Linked DNA regions of Mus musculus: region 1 is linked to region 2. The links are chromatin loops, found by intact Hi-C in ENCODE. Cell type or tissue: heart. All regions are shown on one strand. Each heading gives the region's core, and the rest is flanking DNA. Links, peaks and the distances in the headings are about the cores only. Region 1 overlaps Ring1 (ring finger protein 1). Region 2 holds the start of Rps18 (ribosomal protein S18).

Evidence for each region. Peaks named below come from ENCODE experiments on the same cell type or tissue, not always from the same donor. Only the 100,000 strongest peaks of a DNase experiment are listed, where the experiment ranks them.
Region 1: it touches region 2 in a loop (9-fold over the local background); 15 of 42 quality-filtered maps call a loop at or near these places.

The regions. Positions count from the first base shown.
Region 1 is chr17:34,015,200-34,024,144 of GRCm38, reverse strand. Ring1 (ring finger protein 1) reads left to right here. Exons shown (of 7, transcript NM_009066.3): 3 at 692-852; 4 at 951-1,166; 5 at 1,460-1,849; 6 at 2,189-2,462; 7 at 2,662-3,353. The coding sequence ends at 2,763. It also overlaps the pseudogene Gm7326. Among named protein-coding and RNA genes, the nearest start is that of Ring1, 5.0 kb to the left of the region's middle. In heart, for the core only: no CTCF peak of the experiment used is centred there; DNase peaks (open chromatin) are centred at 944 and 2,154; H3K4me3 peaks cover 944 bases; H3K27ac peaks cover 287 bases.
Region 2 is chr17:33,952,361-33,961,918 of GRCm38, reverse strand. It overlaps Rps18 (ribosomal protein S18), which reads left to right and starts at 6,254. Exons shown (of 5, transcript NM_011296.3): 1 at 6,254-6,301; 2 at 6,743-6,841; 3 at 9,328-9,516. The coding sequence starts at 6,299. It overlaps Vps52 (VPS52 GARP complex subunit), which reads right to left and starts at 6,119. Exons shown (of 20, transcript NM_172620.4): 1 at 5,737-6,119; 2 at 4,905-4,989; 3 at 4,018-4,070; 4 at 3,827-3,902; 5 at 3,562-3,629; 6 at 3,143-3,318; 7 at 2,544-2,694; 8 at 1,824-1,924; 9 at 1,600-1,732; 10 at 1,415-1,472; 11 at 675-808; 12 at 151-306. The coding sequence starts at 5,826. It overlaps Gm23111 (a small nuclear RNA gene), which reads right to left and starts at 2,256; the gene lies at 2,147-2,256. In heart, for the core only: a CTCF peak has its summit at 6,147; DNase peaks (open chromatin) are centred at 2,598 and 6,188; H3K4me3 peaks cover 2,609 bases; H3K27ac peaks cover 2,226 bases.

The sequences.
Region 1 (8,945 bases), core at 1-5,000, 65 kb before region 2:
ACCCCTCAAAGTGGCCATGGCAGCGAGGTACAGCAGATATCACCGTTTTAATTGAAGCACGGTAAACAGAACTTACCGTCCCGGCCCTGTCCCATCTCAACAGCCACATGTCAATGTACACATATATATATTCATCCTGCGAGCTTAAATATAATTCCCTCTCCAGTTTTCTGACTCACGTGCGCTGGGACGACATCGGAATCTGTTTGACAGACACCCTGAACTTCTAGTCTAGGTAGTCTTGCTCTTTAGAGTTTTAAGAAAGCCTGTTGAGGCCGGATGTGATGGCGAAGGCCTTTAACCCCAGCACTCCTGAAGCCAGGACAGGTGGATCTCTTAAGTTTGAGGTCAGCCTGCTTAGAGGCCTGCCAGGAATACATGCATATGGAGACCCTGTCTTGAAAACAGCAAACAAAAAATGAAGAAGTCTTGTAGCATAAATATCCTCCAACCCATAGATCTGTGCCATTCCCAGCCCTAGTCCTCTCAACAAACCCTGGCCTTTCTGTTTCAAAACTCCTTGTAAATGGGCCCTCATCCCTTCTGTTCTGGTAATCTCCAAGTCATTGGTCTCCTCCATCCCAGAATTCCCATCAGTTTGGTCAGCATGGCTGTCCAGGTTCTTACCTTTCTCAAAGCTTGCCTCTAAAGTCCCCTTCCCCCAACCCACTGCCACCTTCTGATGACCCAGGAAGCCATCATGGATGGTACAGAGATTGCGGTTTCGCCTCGGTCACTGCATTCTGAGCTCATGTGTCCCATCTGCCTGGACATGCTGAAGAACACAATGACCACCAAGGAGTGCCTGCATAGGTTCTGCTCGGACTGCATCGTCACCGCCCTGCGGAGCGGGTAACAGGAGGGACATGTTTGCCATGGGGCCAGGCGGGTCAGCCTGGGCATCCATGATGGGAGTTGGCCCTACAGAGCTCCCTTCCTCCCACACCCAGGAACAAGGAGTGCCCTACCTGCCGGAAAAAGCTGGTATCCAAGCGGTCCCTACGGCCGGACCCCAACTTCGACGCCCTGATCTCCAAAATCTACCCTAGCCGGGAGGAATACGAGGCCCATCAGGACCGGGTGCTCATCCGCCTCAGCCGCCTGCACAACCAGCAGGCGCTGAGCTCCAGTATCGAGGAAGGGCTCCGGATGCAGGCCATGCACAGGTGTGGAGAACCAGAGACCTTGTTACCCATGGGTCTTGTCTGGAGTACGGGCCTGATAGTCTGCATTCGAGCTGCCAGGTGGCGACCGTGCAGCTGACGTTGGGATTTGAGGGAAGTGTCTGTTCTCAAACAAGCTAACCTCTGCCAGCCCTCTTTAGGCCTGTGTCTCCAGCCATCAGATAGAAGCAGGAAGCCTCACTAGTAGGGCCACGGCCTGGGGGGGGCTCCCCCTGAAGTTTAACACTAAGGGCTTGAATCCTGCTCTTTATAACCTGGAGTGTTTGTTTCTGCAGGGCCCAGCGTGTGAGGCGGCCGATGCCTGGATCTGATCAGACCGCCACAATGAGTGGGGGGGAAGGAGAACCTGGGGAGGGAGAAGGGGATGGAGAGGATGTAAGCTCTGACTCCGCCCCAGACTCTGCTCCAGGCCCTGCTCCCAAGCGACCCCGCGGAGCGGGTGCAGGGGCCAGCAGTGTAGGGACAGGGGGTGGGGCTGCTGGTGGGGCTTGCGGGGGTGCCGGTTCTGAAGACTCTGGTGACCGGGGCGGCACCCTGGGAGGGGGAACCCTGGGGCCCCCAAGCCCTCCTGGGGCCCCCAGCCCTCCAGAGCCCGGTGGAGAGATTGAGCTTGTGTTCCGGCCCCATCCCCTGCTTGTGGAGAAAGGAGAGTACTGCCAGACTCGGTGAGGAGCCCTGCCTTTGCAAAGCCAGACCACCTGGAAACTCGAGCTCAGAAATCTGTGTCAGAAGGGGGCTTCGGGCCTGGGGTGTAGTTCAGTCAGTAGGGTGTCTGTCAAGCATGCATACATGAGTCCCTGAGTTTGCTCCCCAGCAACATATAAGCCAAGGGTGGTAGTGTACACCTGTCATTCCCAGAGGCAGGGGGATGAGAAGTCGAAGGTCATCTTCAGCTACATAGCAAGGTAGAGGCTAGCCTGGGGTACCTGAGTGCCCCCCCGCCCCCAGCCAGAACTTTTGGAGAAGGCTGTGCACTCAAGGACTCTTGCCCCCTCCACCCCCAGGTACGTGAAGACTACTGGGAATGCCACAGTGGATCATCTCTCCAAGTACCTGGCCCTGCGCATTGCCCTGGAGAGGAGGCAGCAGCAGGAAACCACAGAGCCCGGAGGGCCTGGTGGGGGTGCTTCGGACACAGGCGGACCTGATGGGGGTGGTGGGGAGAGAGGCGTTGCCGGAGGAGGCGAAGGTCCTGAGGAGCCTGCGCTGCCCAGCCTGGAAGGTGTCAGCGAAAAGCAGTACACCATCTACATCGCTCCTGGGGGCGGAGCGTTCACGGTGAGCATCTGATGGTAACAGAGAGCCAGGGTGGTGACCCGTCTCAGCCCCTGCTCTGTCCTTCTCTGGGGGCTTCTGTTGAGCCACACCCTCACTGGTTTTCAGGGTTTTTTTCCCTTTCTCCCGCCCCCCCCCCTTTTCCTCTTGTCCGTTTCCTCTTTTAACTTCCCTCCCCCTGCCTCCCTCTCTCCATCCCTAGACGCTGAATGGATCACTGACCTTGGAGCTTGTAAACGAGAAGTTCTGGAAGGTGTCCAGGCCCTTAGAGCTCTGCTATGCCCCCACGAAGGACCCAAAATGATGTCACAAGGGGACAGCTGGAACATGGGGACCACAGGGTGTCTCTGTGTCCCAGCTCAGCCTGCCAGCTTCATCTCCCAAAGCCCCCCAGCCAGACAGCAAGAGGACAAAGGAGGACAAATGGCTTTTATACAAAGTATCTATATTGAATTAGTCTATATTGGACAGCACGGGCCCTGTACCCACTACTGCCTTTTCTATAGACCCTAGTTTCCTACCCTGCTGGTGATAGGCAGGGTGGACAAGACCCCCTCCCCGCCCTCCTCCCAACAACAAATTTGCTTATTTCTTCTTTGAAACCTGCAGTTCTCTGTGTGTGTCTCTCAGGGGGAGGGGGCTGGAAAGATGGCCCAGCGGCTAAGAGCACTGGCCTCTTGTGCAGAGGATCCGTTTGATTCCTAGCATCCACAAGGTAGCTTCCAACCATCTGTAACTCCAGTGCCAGGGCGTTGGATGCCCTTTTCTGACCTCTACAGTCTCCAGGAACACGTGGTACACTGACTGGTGCAGGCAAAACAACCAAACACACGGAATTAAAAATAAGCTAGTTGAGTGGGTGGATTAAAGGTGGAGGCAGGCCGTTCTCTGCAAGACTAAGTAGTGAAACCCTGCCTTTAAAAACAACCAAGGGTTGGAGAGATGGCTCAGTGGTTAAGAGCACGGACTGCTCTTCCAGAGGTCTTGAGTTCAATTCCCAGCAACCACATGGTGGCTCACAACCATCTGTAGTGGGATCTGATGCCCTTTTCTGGTGTATCTGAAGACAGCTACAGTGTACTCACATACATAGATAAGTCTTAAAAAAAAAAAAGATAAAACAAAAACAAAACCCCCCAAAACAACAACAAAAACCACTTTTAATTGGGAAGGAAAGCTTCAAACTCACAGGAAATCCGGGTTGTAAATAGGAAGGTGATACCAAAGGTGAACTCCATAACTCCCTCCCCTTCTTCAAAAATACAAATGAGAGGGAGGAGCCATTGTAGCAAATTCCTGTAATCCCCAGCTCTGATTGGCAGAGCCAGAAGGATTGCCACTGAAACCAGCCTGGTCTACGTGATGAATTCCAAGCTGGCCCGGACTAATTACACCTGATCCAAAAGCAAACACCTGAAGAAAAGGGAAGTAGTGAAGAGATGTGGGAAGCCACATACGCCATTACAAGGTGGCGCTGGCTACCTCTGGCCACCACCCATAAGTTTGGGTAAACAACCAATGTGCGCATGTGCAGTAGAGTTTTTGCTGAGTCATTGCCTGGCCCAGGGCATGTAAATGAGGTACTGAAAGCATAACCAATCGGGTGTAGACACGCCTCTCCTAGGCCTATATAAGCAGTGCCAGTTCTGGGGCTCAGGGTCTTCGCCTCTGCAGTCAAGCTCTCCCAATAAACATGTGCAGAAGGATCCTGTTGTGGCATCTTCCTTGCTGGCGAGTAGGGCACTCACAAGTGGTGCCGAAACCCAGGAAAAGAAACATCTTCAGGCATGAGCAAAGACCCCCCTGTTACAGGGAGGATTCAGAACTGCATCACGGGGAAGGAGCGGTTAATGAAGTGTTCCCGCAATACAGACTGTTGAGAAGGATTCGACTGCATGGATTCAGAACTCTTAAGCTGGGGAATGGTGGTACTGGTAAGTAAAAGAAATTAATATAAGTCTCTGAGACGTATGCTTTCTTTCGGAATAGATCCGGTAATTGTTGCTGGGGTTGTGTTGCTTGCTTGCTTTCTTGCCTTGATATTATGCCATTGCCTTAATTTTCATTGCCCTGGACACGAGTGTATCTGCTGGGAATAGCTAGGCAGATACAAAAGATCATAAAACGAGTGTAGATAAAACTCGTGGATCGACCTTGGGGCTAAGAACCTCATGTAGATAAGTGACTATCTCAAGGATGCTTCAGTCCAGGACGAGTATGGGTACCAGCCAGTCTACGCCGTTAGTGGGGCCGATGCAAGCCTTGCTCAAAGAACGAGGTTTAAAGATTTCTGAAAGTACAGTGAGCGGGTTCTTAAAAGAGATAGACAGACTCGCCTCTTGGTTTGCCCCCCACTGGGTCGCTGACGCTACCTAGTTGGGAAAAATTAGGGAGAGATATAGCGAGAGAGGAAGGGAGAGTGAAAGCAGGAACAAGGCCATTATGGAAGTTGATTAAGGCTTGTATTCAGGACAAGAAATGTGAACCAGCTGTTAAGGAAGGGCAGTGACTTTTGCAGGAGCACCAGGAAAGCATGTCAGAAACAGAAATGAAAAGGAAGGAGCGCGCAGAAAAATAAGTAAAGGAAGAGATAAAAAGAGAAAAGAAAAAGAAACCAAAATATAGTGATTCAAAAGATAACATAAAGAATGAAAATCAAAAAATTAAGTCAATTTACCCTCCTCTCGAGGACTTTGACTAAAGAGGCAGCCTTCATCAAAGGCTTAAAGATAGCTCTCAGGGAAAGAGGAGTAACTATCAGAAGCAACCACTGTGCCTCCTCTCCCTTCTCTGGCAGAATTCCCAGAAGAAGGAGATAAAGAATTAGAGTCTGAACATGAGAGAGAGAAAATAAGTTTCAGAAAAGCAGTTATCCCCTGTTTGGGATCTTTTAGCAAAAAAGAGAAAAAATGAAAATAAGCTATTTCAGAGCTCTTCTAGGGACAGAAGGAAAACGGGAGACGTCCTGCTTCCTCTCTGGCTCCTATGGAGATATTCTTAGCTCTGGTTAGGATATCTGGGTCCCTTTGAGACATCAAGTTCTATTCCCTGTCTGTCTATTGTCTGTTTTTGGTGCACCAAATTGTCCATATATCTGTCAATTCATGTTTGTTTTTGTTTTGTTGTTTGAATGATTGTTGTTCTGTGTTTCATGTTGAAAAAAAATCTGCTGGCTGTCCATCTTTTAACTTGTTTAAAAAGCAGTCTCAATCTGCACAGCAGATTCATAGTGTACAGAGTTTGCTTTTCCTTGTTCCAAACAGCCATTAATTTGGTTATTGTAGAATATTGATGTTTAATCTATTGCATACCATCATATTAAGTAAAATTGATAATCATTATCCCATAGATAGTTAAAATTGCTTTTATTCATGCTCCTATATCGTCTATAAATTCATGCATGCATGCATGCATGCATGCATCCCATTTACTGTGTTTAAAAAAGATTACAGATAGCTCCTGAAAAGATACAAACTCAGGATCCTTATAATTATTTGGGCTTTAGACGTACTGATCAAGCTGTTTTTCCCTAGAAGATAGTTATTCTCAGAGACAACTTAAAGACTTTCTATTATTTCTGATTAATAAATAAATAAATTATACACATGTGACTATAATAACTTTTCAAGCATTCTAGTTACAATCTCTCTTCAAGAAAAATAATTGAAAGTGTAATTAGTCACTGTCCATGTTATATTAAAACTGACTAACAGTCCAGTATCTAAAATTTTGATGAAAATACAAGATTGTATTTTGTTGCATGAACACCCCTTTTATATTCAACATATTAGAGCACATACATCATTACCTGGCTCTTATTCAAGGGAGAAATTCCTAAGCTGAAGTTAGCCACTGGCAAGAAAGACTAAACAGATAAGTCCTAGATATTTATTTTGTAAATCTAAATAGTATATATGACTGACGCTTCCTAAAAGCTCTATGGTTTTGGGCTGGAAAGCCACCCTGGAAACAAATGTTCTGTTCCTGTTAGGCAGAAACATTCATGACCTACACCTGGCATCAAGGCAACTGACTCCCACAGGCTATGTCCTGGGGAGGACACGGAATGTATATGAAGGCCTCTATCTCAAACCAGTCGTTAGGTAACTAGGAGAATTAAAACTTCTTTAAAAAAGAAAAACAAACTCAACATTCCTATGGAAACAGCACTTTGGAGTGACCAGTGTTAGGTGCTAGCATCAATTAACCACAGAACAGTACTTTCCTTCCCACTTAGTCTACCAAACAAACCAACACCATCACACATTAGAAAGACCATCCTATAAGCTGCTTGGTTTCAGTCCAAAAGAAGCCACTGCTTTCCTAGGTGGTCCTTGAGTAAGAGCCTGGCTCATGGGTCCTCTGAAGCCATGGCAGGGAGAGATGTGCTAGGTGGCTACGTGGGCAGGAGAAGAAATAGAAACAACTTCCCGGAGGATGTTTTTAGCCATCTCAATGTTGTTGTGGGCAATGACCAAAGCTTTCTGAATGTCCTGGTAGAAATAGCCCTGACTCATGAGGCTTTCAATCTCACTTGAGAGCTGCGGTGAGGGTTCTGTGGCCACAGGGTTAGCAGTGGCACCTCCGCCTTGTTGATAGCTACTGGCTTTTCGTTCTGAGTTTATTACCTGGACCTATGGTTAAGGGAAATGCAACTGCTGATTCAGCCACCAGAGATATGGTTTTCCTATCACAAAGTTCTATAGACGGTGCTAAGAATTTTCATCAACTTTATCATGTCCCTGCTTCTACATTGTGACAGAAGTTTAAGCTCACACGAACAGAAGCTCGAGATATTGTCCTACAGTGTGGTAAATGTGTAAAATTTATTAATGCACCTTCCGTGGGCGTTAATCCTCGAGGATTATGACCCCTAGATGTTTGGCAGATGGACGTCACACATATCCCAGCTTTTGGTAAATTACAATATATACATGTGTCCATTGATACCAGTTCTGGTGTCCTAAATGCCTCTCCCTTGACAGGGGAAAAGGCAGTCCATGTCATATCCCACTGCTTAGAGGCTTGGGCTGCATGGGGCAAGCCCCTACTGCTAAAGACAGATAATGGTCCTGCATATACTTCTTCTAAATTTAGTCAATTTTGCAAACAAATGCAAGTGAAACATATTAGTGGATTGCCCTATAATCCACAGGGCCAAGGCATCATTGAAAGAGCCCATCGTACTTCGAAACAATACTTGCAAAAACAAAAAGGGGGAATAGAAGCTATAACGCCAAAGATGGCTCTATCCCTTACAATATTTACTCTTAATTTCTTAAAATTGGATGATGCTAGAAGATCACCAGCCGAAAGACACGGACAATGGCCTCAACTGCCCAATGAAATGGTCAAGTGGAAAAATGTCCTTGATAATAAATGGTATGGCCCGGATCCCATATTAATCAGATCCAGGGGAGCTATTTGTGTTTTTCCGCAGGGTGATGATAATCCACTTTGGGTTCCGACTTGACTGACAAGGACCGTGAAAGATCAAGATGATCCTGTATTCTTACTCCTGATGATTGAGACAGGGATAAGTATACCTTTGTGGGCCATAGTGAGATCATGGCCAGTACCCTTACCGGTACATTCCAATTCTTCTACCTTGCCTTTGTTTTTTGCAACTGAATGTTTTTTTGGATGCGCCTTGTGCACGACTAACTCCTCAAGAGCCACGGGTGTATAATAGTACGAGTTTTCATTTAAATTATACACTATGCTTTGTGCATAACGTGGATAAACCTTTTACACCCTGTATATTTTTAAAGAAAAAGATTATCTCTAATTGGGCAGATCCCATTAGCCAAAATAAAGTGAGCTCTGGAGTGTTATTTAATGCTTTAACGCAAGTTGTTCAAGGAGCACAATCAGGCTCAGGTGATGTTGGAAATAATGTAACTTCACCTATAAACATCACCACTATTATGATAAAGGGAAATGTGACTATTCCCAAAAGATCACGATGGCCTGTTGGCAATGCTACGGCTATACGCAGCATGCCTTGGTGTCATCTGGACCTTACATTTCCTATAGTTTTTTCACCTTGTCAGTCAAAACATTTTTCCTCGGAAAGAAATAGCAAAGGGTTTTGTTTTGTCATCTCCATTAGATTTTGTCGTAATGAATGATAAAGGAGATGCTACAGGGAAAGAAAATATTTGGCCATATTACCAATGGATTTTAAGTAATGAGGCAGGTGCTAGTACCAGTTTGTCAGCCTTTGCATTGCTGACTGGAACCTTTCATGAGATATTGAATGTTTCTGCCACACTTTCCAATACCTCTCTGTTCATTTAGATAATGTGACATCTAATAGAGTTATCAGAAATATGACTACTTCTCTAGTAGAAGTTTGTGTTAATCCTCCATTTTTCTTTATATTGGCTGAATTTCAAAATAATACAGAATGGTTAGATTGTACAAATGTCACTTGTTTTCTGATGCAATGCTGGAATGGAACCAATTTCATAGCCTTAGTGGTAC
Region 2 (9,558 bases), core at 2,464-7,463:
ACTTATGTAAGTTCCCCACAGCAGAAGCTGGGGCTGAGCAGAAGCTGGGGCTGAGCTTGGGATGGGGGCTCCAGGGCCAAGGCTTAGAGAACACTCATTCCTCAGGAGTTGCTGTCTGCCTGTGGACAGGCTCAGAATTTGGGAGCTCACCAGCGTCATGGAGAGCGTGCGGCCCATGACGGCGTGGAACAGGTCATGTGCAGCCGGGCCAGACACGATGAAAAATTCACAGATGAAAAGATATTCACGGCAAGAATTGTCGAGGAGGGCATAGTGCTGGCTGCGGAAGAGCGCTTCGAATGGATACTACCGAGACAGAGAGAGACACGATGGGTCTCTCACTAACCCGTGGATGTGGAGACTCAGCACAGCTTAGTAATCAGAGCTCACAAGATCACACACCCTCCTCCAGGCAGGGAGGAGCACCCTGAACAGGCACTGAAGATGGGGCACAGGTCACAAGAAAAGCCCTCCCCACTGACTTCTACCCCCACATTCACTTCAACTGTTGCCTCCCAACAGTCACGCCCCAGCCAGTCTCCCTCTGCCCGCCTCTGAGTCCATGGCTCCTAACTTCCCGCATCACAGCAGGCCAGGGACACCGGCCCCCCCCCACACACCAAACTAACACTCAGGGAACTGATCCTGGCCATGGAGGGGTTGCCTCACCATACCCTCTGCTCTCCACGTTGGGCAGTATGGGGCACTAGGATGGGGGCCTCCAGCTCGGCCGGTGAGATGACAGTACCACGAGTGCCAAGGGTAAAGATGGTGTTCCTGCTTCGGAGGGACGGCTTCGAGAAGAAGCGTGAACAGCTTTGGAGTCAGGGAAACCAATGAGACCAACTGCACCAGGCCCAACAAGCCAAGACCCGAGTCCCAGGAAACTAAATATGGCCCGGATAGCCCTTTCCAGAACCTGAGCCTTGCTTGGCCTGACACCCTTAATGGCTGTCAAGGTTTTACAAACCCTCAGAAATAAATGTGAAAATCTGTCAGAGCGGCGAGTGCTTCTTAGAGAAAAAGCTCTCGATTTCATGTCCTCAAAGGTTGAGAACCACAGAATGGGTAAGAAACACAGCCCCGGGCTGGAGAGATGGCTCAGGGATTAAGAGCACTGACTGCTCTTCCAGAGGTCCTGAGTTCAATTCCCAGCAACCACATGATGGCTCACAACCATCTGTAATGGGATCTAATGGCCTCTTCTGCTGTGTCTGAAGACAGCTACAGTGTACTCACATACATAAAGCAAATAAATCTTCTTAAAAAAAGAAAAGAAAAGAAATAAAGAAAGGAAGAAAAGCAAAGCAAAGCAACGAAACGAAACGAAACACAGCCTGCAGGCTGGAGCCAGATGTCCCCGCCATGGTCCCAGCCATGAGCCCAGCTCATGGGGCTCTCCTCTCCAGGATATCTTTCTTTGCTGTGTCTTCAACACCCATTAGGTCGTCTTTCTCAGCAACTTCCTCGTACTAGAGAAAATAACAGAGCTGAACCATCACTCTCCACCAGCAGCAGGTGAGGACTTCATCCCTCCCCCTCCTCCCCCTTCCCCTCCTCCTCCTCCCCATCCTCCTCCATGTCTCCAGCCTTGCTCACCTGCACTTTCATGAGCCGCCCCACATAGGATCGGTAGTAGGACAGGTAGATCTTGCTCAGCGTCTCTACGTACTCATCCCTGATCTCCTTGGCTGTAGCACGCTCATTACCCAGCAGGAACTGATAGAAAAACCTTGGAAGGACCAGGGCAAGTCAGACTCCCTGGATGCCCACGCTGCAGTGTTGAGAGGGCACAGGCCACCCCGCGCCCACCCCGCACCCACCTGTACTTCAGCAGGGCCGCCTGGGGGATCTGGTAGTTGGTCATGGGCTTTCTGAAGGAGTAGATCTTCTGGAGAATAAACTCCCGGATCTTCGTCACTGCCTAGGCGTGGGGAACAGACGGGCCATGAGGCGGGGTGGGCTTTCACTGTACGGCAGGAATGGGGTGAAGATAAAGCAAAGGGAACAAATACTTCGGTTGTGTTCTGGTTATGGAAACAGGGTCTCTCTGTGCAGCCCTTGCTGGCCTGGGACTCACAGAGGTCTGCCTGCCTCTGCCTCCTGAGTGCTGGGGTTAAAATCCTGCACCACCACACCCGGCCTTATTTTTCTGGGTTGTTTCATTTTGTAAATATGATTCTTACTTGCACAGGGACCATGCTAATCTTCTCTGTATTGTTCTAATTTTAGTGTCTATGCTGCCAAGGTGAACACTGCTTGGTTTTGAGGCAGGGTCTCATGTATCTGTACTGGCCCCAAACTCTCGTTTCTCCTTTCACCTCCCAAGTGCTAGGACAACAGACTTGTGCCATCATGCCAATGTATATGGCACTGGGGATGGAACCTGGGGCTGCATGCATGCTAAGCAACCGCTCTGCCAACTGAGCCACATCTCAACCTTCTTTAGATTTTCAGGGGATCTGGAGGGCCAACCACGCTCTGCACAGCGGGAAGCAGTGTGAAGCTCCTGGAAAGCTGATTCTGAGCAGACCACTCCCCACCTTGACCCGGAGCCGGTCCAGCACGCCTCTGACGTCAGCACAGGCAGCGGTGCCCATAGCCTCCTGCTCTCTCACCGCGGCTGCCTTGGCATCCAGCTCCTGTAGCTGCTCCAGGAACCTGGGCTCGGTCACTGGAGCTTCCAGAATTGCTCTGAGGAGCACGGGAGAATGGGTGTGGTTAGACGGGGTACCCCACAGCCCTGAGAGAGCCCCCTCACACCTCACATGTCATTTCTGCCTTTCTCTGTGGTCTCATGCCTTCAAGATAATATGTACAAAGTTTTCATCTCCTGAGCCACACTTCCTCATGTAGCCTTGGAGCACTCTTAACCTGTGTCCTATCCTATGGAGGGTAAAGCAGGGTTCGAAGTTCTTAATCCATCCATTACAAGATCTCACTCTATAGCCCAGGCTAGTCTACTTGCAGCAATCCTCCTGTCTCAGCCTCCCAAGCATATAATTACGGGCATGAGCCGGCACACCTGGTTTCTAGATGGTACCTGACAACCCCAGCCTAGAGACCTATGTTGTAAATTGTTTAGGTAACCCAGCCCAACCACCTGCTTTGGACATTACTACCTTTCAAACCAGTGACTCACGTGACCAGAGCAGAGGGCACCACCAGCCCATCCACAAGTTCCCCAAGTTTCCCCCGAACTGCCTGTCGGTTACGAAGTCGGATGTTCATGGCCCCCGACTGCTCCTGCAGGGTTCGGATCTCAGAGCTGATGGAGCTGAGATCGCTCTGAAAAGCTCCCAGCATCTGTTCCATGCGCTGTGGGGAGGGCAGGAAACATTGTGGGCATGACTCCGGGTTGTCGGGGAACAAGGACAGGTGTGTCAACCAAGTCTCTGTGCAAATCCCTGGTACCCAGCAACCCAGGAGGATGGGAGATCATCACTTGTCCAAGGGGGACAAAAAATACTGATAGAAGAAGAAGGAGAGGAGGAGGAGGAGGAGGAAGAGGAGGAAGAGGCAATTAAGTCAGATTTGGGGCAACAGGTGAGGGCCACCCACCTCCAGGACGGCGTCACAGGCCGTGATCTGATTGTGCAGAGACGCTATGTTTTCACTCTCTTGGATATCTGACCCACAAAAGTCAAGGGCTTCACACTGAACACAGAGCTCTGCCGATCTGCAGTACCTGCCCCCAGGTCCTCCCCAAAGTGACAGAAGCCTGAGAGAGAAGACATCCCCTTGAGGGCTACCTGCATCACAGGCCCCCAAGAGCCCATGCCAATAGCAGCCATCTTGGCCCTGTGCCTGTGAGGCTGGAGGATACAGTCCCGGATTGACTTCTGCTCAATCTGCTGCAGCTCCAGCTCCACCTGCTTTGAATAGTGTCGAAGATCCACACCCTGGGGGGAAGGACAACCAGTACAGACTCCGTGACTGGCTAGAGGGGAGCCACTAAGCTGAGGGGACCCCAAAAGGAAGGGAGGGTGGGGAGATCAACCCAGTGGAGAGCCTCACCGTTTTGAGAGCTTCCTTCACTAACTCATCCTCCAGGTTTGCCTGGATGTGAACTGGAAACAAGCTTATATTTAGTGTCCCCTGCCAGACCTCCCTCTGCCCACACTGGGCACACGCACACCACACCAATCTCCCCTTCCCTCCCAGCCCCCACCCTCTCCAGTTATAGGCACAGCTGCTTTGCCCGGTGGGACTTCCTGCTGTTTCTGCTCCTCATGGTCTACTCGACCACAGATGGAAAATATTAAAAGGGGATTTCCAAAGTGTGGCTTGTAAGATCTAAAATGTGTGGCATTCTGAGAAGCTAGAGAACCTCTCGCCTGGGCTTGGATCTGAAACATCTTTGCTCCGTTAATCTATGGTGTGTGCTGTGCCTGCCTCCCAGTCACTCAGTCTTAGCTGTCTGCGTATGTATGTTCAACCAGGCTGTATTCTTACTCAACAATAGTCCCAAAGGGGAAAAAGTGATGCTGCGATTTTATTATAGTGTATTGCTGTGACTATTCGACTCGTACTGTTCATTTCTTACTATTCCTAAATTAGAAGTTAAGCCTTCTCAACTCATGGATTAAACTTTATCTGTACATTAAGAAAAAAGCCAGCCGGGGGGTGGTGGTGCACGCCTTTAATCCCAGCACTTGGGAGGCAGAGGCAGGCGGATTTCTGAGTCCGAGGCCAGCCTGGTCTACAGAGTGAGTTCCAGGACAGCCAAAGCTACAGAGAAACCCTGTCTCGAAAAAAAACCAAAAAAATAAAAATAAATTAAAAATAAAAACACACACACATACAAAAGAAAGAAACCATAGAGGGTAATCTACTGGGGTCATGTAATATATTTCTAAAGAATAAAGGGGTCTACTTTGCTCCCACCCCATGTCAGCACTTACCATCCACTTCATCCAAGATGAATTCATCAGAGGTGATGTCCAACTCTCCAAGTTGTAGGGGTTCTTGGAGTCCAGAACCCCCCCCCTGAAGAGGGACAGGTTAATGAATGTGGGATACAGAAAGAGATGTTGGAAACAAAACATAATCGGGTATCCTTAATCCTCCAAGTGAGGTGGGGGGTGCTTTGGGGGGTGGGGGGTGCCGGAGTAAGTGGGTCAAAGATTCTGATGCGTTCAAATCTACAATCTTGGGCTACTGAGAATATCAGGCAATTCATGGAGTTGCTGGAGTTGTTCAAATGAGAAAAAACTAGGACTAGTCAAACTTGCCTTTGAATTTAGGACCTCAGTTTCCAGCTATTCCAGGTGATCCCTGAGGGAATTCCAGAGGCTAAAATCGCCAGCTTACATAGTGTTTACCCCTGTGTCTGGTACACCATTTAACATGCTCATTCGGCTAATCCTAACGACCACCTATAAGGTATGTCCTAACAGCGTTTGCACTGTAAAGGTGTGGGAAGTTTTGGCACCGAAAACACAGCATAGCTTTCAAGCGGTGGGGCTGGAGGTGGGACCCCGGGCAAATTGGTTCCAGAGGCCACGTTCTTAACCTTTTACGCTAAACACTAAAATTTTTTTCTACTAAAAATCGTGAACAGGAAGCTGACACTGTCCCTGGGGCTTGGGTTTCAGCCACTTTGGTCCCTACGAAGGCTAGGTCACCATCACCCGTGGCAAGACGGCTCCGAACCTCTTGTCTAAATGGAGCCTACGCCTGAGGAGAGGGACAACCTGACGATACTCCGGAGGACCTACAGCCCCGTGCTCTCACCAGCGGGCCCTCCTCCTCCTCTACATCTGAGGCCCCAGCCCGCAACACCAGCTCCCGGGCAGCGGCCGCCATGGTCGCTGCGGCTGCCATTCCCCCGCAGCTTCACTTCCGACTTCCGGCAGCTGTCAGTCTCAGAAAGTCCGTTTCCCGAAGCAAAGCTACAAGTCCTGGAATGTCTTCTATGGAGCAAAAAAGGGTCCCAGATATTTGAGCTAAGGCGATCGGCTCCAGCCTCTCCGGTTAGGCTTTGATCATTTCGGTCAAGTGCAAACAGGAAGGTGAACGTCTCGAACACAACTCTGTTCCGGAACCTTCGCTCCGCGCCCACACAAGAACGGTACGACGACAGAGAAGGCCGAACCGGAAGTTATAGCTCCGGTCCCTTCCAAAACTGTCTCAATACAACTCCTCCCTTAGGGGGAGACGGGGAGAGAAGCAATTTCCGGAAGTGGACCTCCGGGGATAGCCCCGCCTCTTCCGCCAGGAATCTATATAAGACTTATACGTCACTTCCGCTCTCTCTTCCACAGGAGGCCTACACGCCGCCGTCTGTGCCGCCGCCATGGTAAGAGCGGAATCCGCGCCGGGATCCTGCGACATCGGAGCCGGGGCAGGGAGAGATTTCCGTCAGGACTCAGAGAGTGCCCCATGCTGCGGGCCCACAGCCCTCTGTGGAGCGATGGAGTGTGACCCGAGAGGGGACGACCTAAGACGTGAAATCCCGGGGATCGGGGCCCCGAGGAATGCTCGCTCCTCTTACACAGCAAAGCTGCCAGGAGCTTGGCTGTGTGTGGGCTCCTCCCGCTTCCCCTGTCCAGGGAATTGGGGGCCGCGGCCGACGTCCACCCTCTTGTCAGAGGTTGCGATTTCCCGCGCCTGAGCGCGTTAGGGGTGAGCCCCGGTGACTGAGGAGTTGTGTAAGAACTTAGCAGACAATCCAACCCTGCCTCGGCCACCTTCCCGGTTTGGGGGTAACCTGTCTTGATAACTGCCCGTGTTCTTTCAGTCTCTAGTGATCCCTGAGAAGTTCCAGCACATTTTGCGAGTACTCAACACCAACATCGATGGGCGGCGGAAAATAGCCTTCGCCATCACTGCCATTAAGGTAAAAGTGTTAGGGGCAAAAGAGAAGCAGCTAAACTCACCCAACCCGTTTCAATAAAAGCCTGATGATGACCCAGGGTTAAACCAAAACATTGCTCCAGGGGTAGTGGGGTGTGAGTGTAGTCATGTCCCACCTTGCAGAGGTTTCCCGAGATCTTCAGCTTCCGAGAGCAGTCTCTGCTGTCAGCAAACCTTGAGTAGAATTCCTGTAAACTAACATCCTAAGAGGTGTCCAGGCTTAGCGGTGATGGTTGGGGGTGGTCTGCAGAAGCTATTGGCAGATGCCACAGTGGAAGGTGACACAGAAGCTGGCAGTTTTCCCCATTATGGCAAAAAGGGAGGTCGTAGGAGGAAGCTGGGATGTTTCTCTGCAGAGCTAAAAGTCTTGTAGACAGGGACAGGACTTGAAGTTGGTGATTTGAGGAGTTGCTGGTCAGGTGTGTTCAGCCATGAGACCTGTCAGTGGTGGGACCTTGTGGGATGCTAGGGTATAGATGGAACTGGGTGGCTGCTGAGAGGTTTGAAGGAGGCCTGGGGAGCCGAGGTAATGTCAGGTGGACATAAAAGTTGGAGTAAATTTTTTTAACCTTGTGAAGTCTCACTTTTAAGTCCTTGCCATGTTGACTTTTTTTAATTCTGCACTTTGGCAAACAATGATAGCACAGCAGGAGGTGCCTGGTGTGGTGGGCAGAGCAGTGTCTAGGGGGTTGAAGGGCCTGGGGCAATGCCTGTGCCCCGTGTGACCTGCTGGGAGATGATTACAGCTGACTTCGAATGCAGACAAGGTGAATGGAGGCTCTTGAAGGGGCTGTGCACAGTGTTTGTAGAGCCTGGGTACTGAGGGTTCTGTTGGTCCTGTGTGAGAGGGTGAAGAACACATCTTTAATGCCAGCACTCCCTGAGGCAGAGGCAAACAAATCTCTGGGCTTGAAGCCAGCCCGATCAATAAGTTCCAGGGCTACACAAGAAAAAACAAAAAAAAACCTGCCTGGAAAACAAAAGGGTGAAGCTGATTGGGAGGTGGGTGGTGGGTATTGGGAGTTTGAGGAGAGAGATTTCGGGGTGAGTTCCTCCAGAGGTGATTGCAAGCTGACCAACAAAGGGTGAAGGACAGGGAAGGTTTCTGTATTCTTTAATTTTTTTTTTCCCTCTTTTGGTTTTTGGAGACAGGGTTTCTCTGTATAGCCCTGGCTGTCCTGGAACTCACTCTGTAGACCAGGCTGGCCTTGAACTCAGAAATCCGCCTGCCTCTGCCTCCCAAGCGCTGGGATTAAAGGCGTGCACCACCACGCCGGGCAGATTTCTGTATTAATTAAGAAGTGTCTTCTGCTCACTCAAGGTGAGAATTTGAATATTTGGAAGCATATAGGCATGTGCTGGACCAGAAGTGCTTGCTGCCCTTATCTGTGAGGCAGTCTAGTACTGTCTGAATCCCAGTCCCTCCAAACTGCTTTAAGTGTTAGGAGTCGGTTCTTTATAATTTAAGTTAGTGCTTAAGTCAGAAGGCAAGGTGGGCGTGGGGCCACACTTTGTAGCTGAGCATAGGTCCCTTGCCTTGTCACCATAACCAACCTGGCATCATGCACCTTTAGAACTCACAGCTTGACAGTAAAACAGGCTCAAGAAAAGTAAAAAATTATATGGAGGCTGAGGTGAGGGTTGTGAAGGTTTTTGGCCTGCATGTCTGTGCATACTGTGCCTCTGGAGGCCAAAAGAGTGACTTAGATCCTCTCTCATTGGGAGTTCGAGTTATGAATGAGTGCTTGGTATATAGTCCAGGTCCTGGAAGAGCAGCCAGTGCACTGAGCCATTTCTCTAGCTCATTCAATGACACTTCCCCCTCCCCGCTAATTCTGGTAGTCACAAAGTCACACCCACTCTTGGGGCTCAAAAAACCTGTTAAAGGTTTGACTTTGTTCATCTGTGCTGCTTTTGTTGAGTTTGTGACACATGTCCAGTGTGGCCCGAACAGCGTTCCCTTCAGTTAGTAGGCAGGCTTTGTCTCTGGAAAGTGATCTGAAAAATGACAGGATCTCTAACTTAGGCTGGCCATAGCAGTCCCGAGTTCAGGGAGCTGGGATAACATCTGCACAGCCCCTCTGCTTTTGAGTAATAGGGTGTGTGTGAGGGGGCTGGAGAGGTGGCTTGGCTGTTAGAGCATTAGCTGCTCTTCCAGAGGATCCAGGTTCAATGACCCAACACTCAACAACCATTAACTCCAGTTCCAGAACATCAGCGCCTTCTGGCCTCTGGTCAGTGTGCCACAGACACACAGACATACAATGCAGGCAAACATAAGACACAAATAGACTGGGCTAGAGAGAGAATCCAGCTGTTAAAAGCTATGACTTCTTCCAGAGGCTCCCAGTGACCACATGGTGGCTCACAACCATCTGTAATGGATTCTGATACCCTCTGGTATCTCTGAAAACTCTGTACTCAGATCTTTAAAAACAAAAGTCTAATAGCCCAAACTTTTGACCTCAGGGCGTGGGGCGGAGATATGCTCATGTGGTGTTGAGGAAAGCAGACATCGACCTCACCAAGAGGGCTGGAGAACTCACGGAGGATGAGGTGGAGCGAGTGATCACCATCATGCAGAACCCACGACAGTACAAGATCCCAGACTGGTTCCTGAACAGACAGAAGGATGTGAAGGATGGGAAGTACAGCCAGGTGTGTTAGGGGACTGGTGGACACGGGTTGTCCGTTAAAACT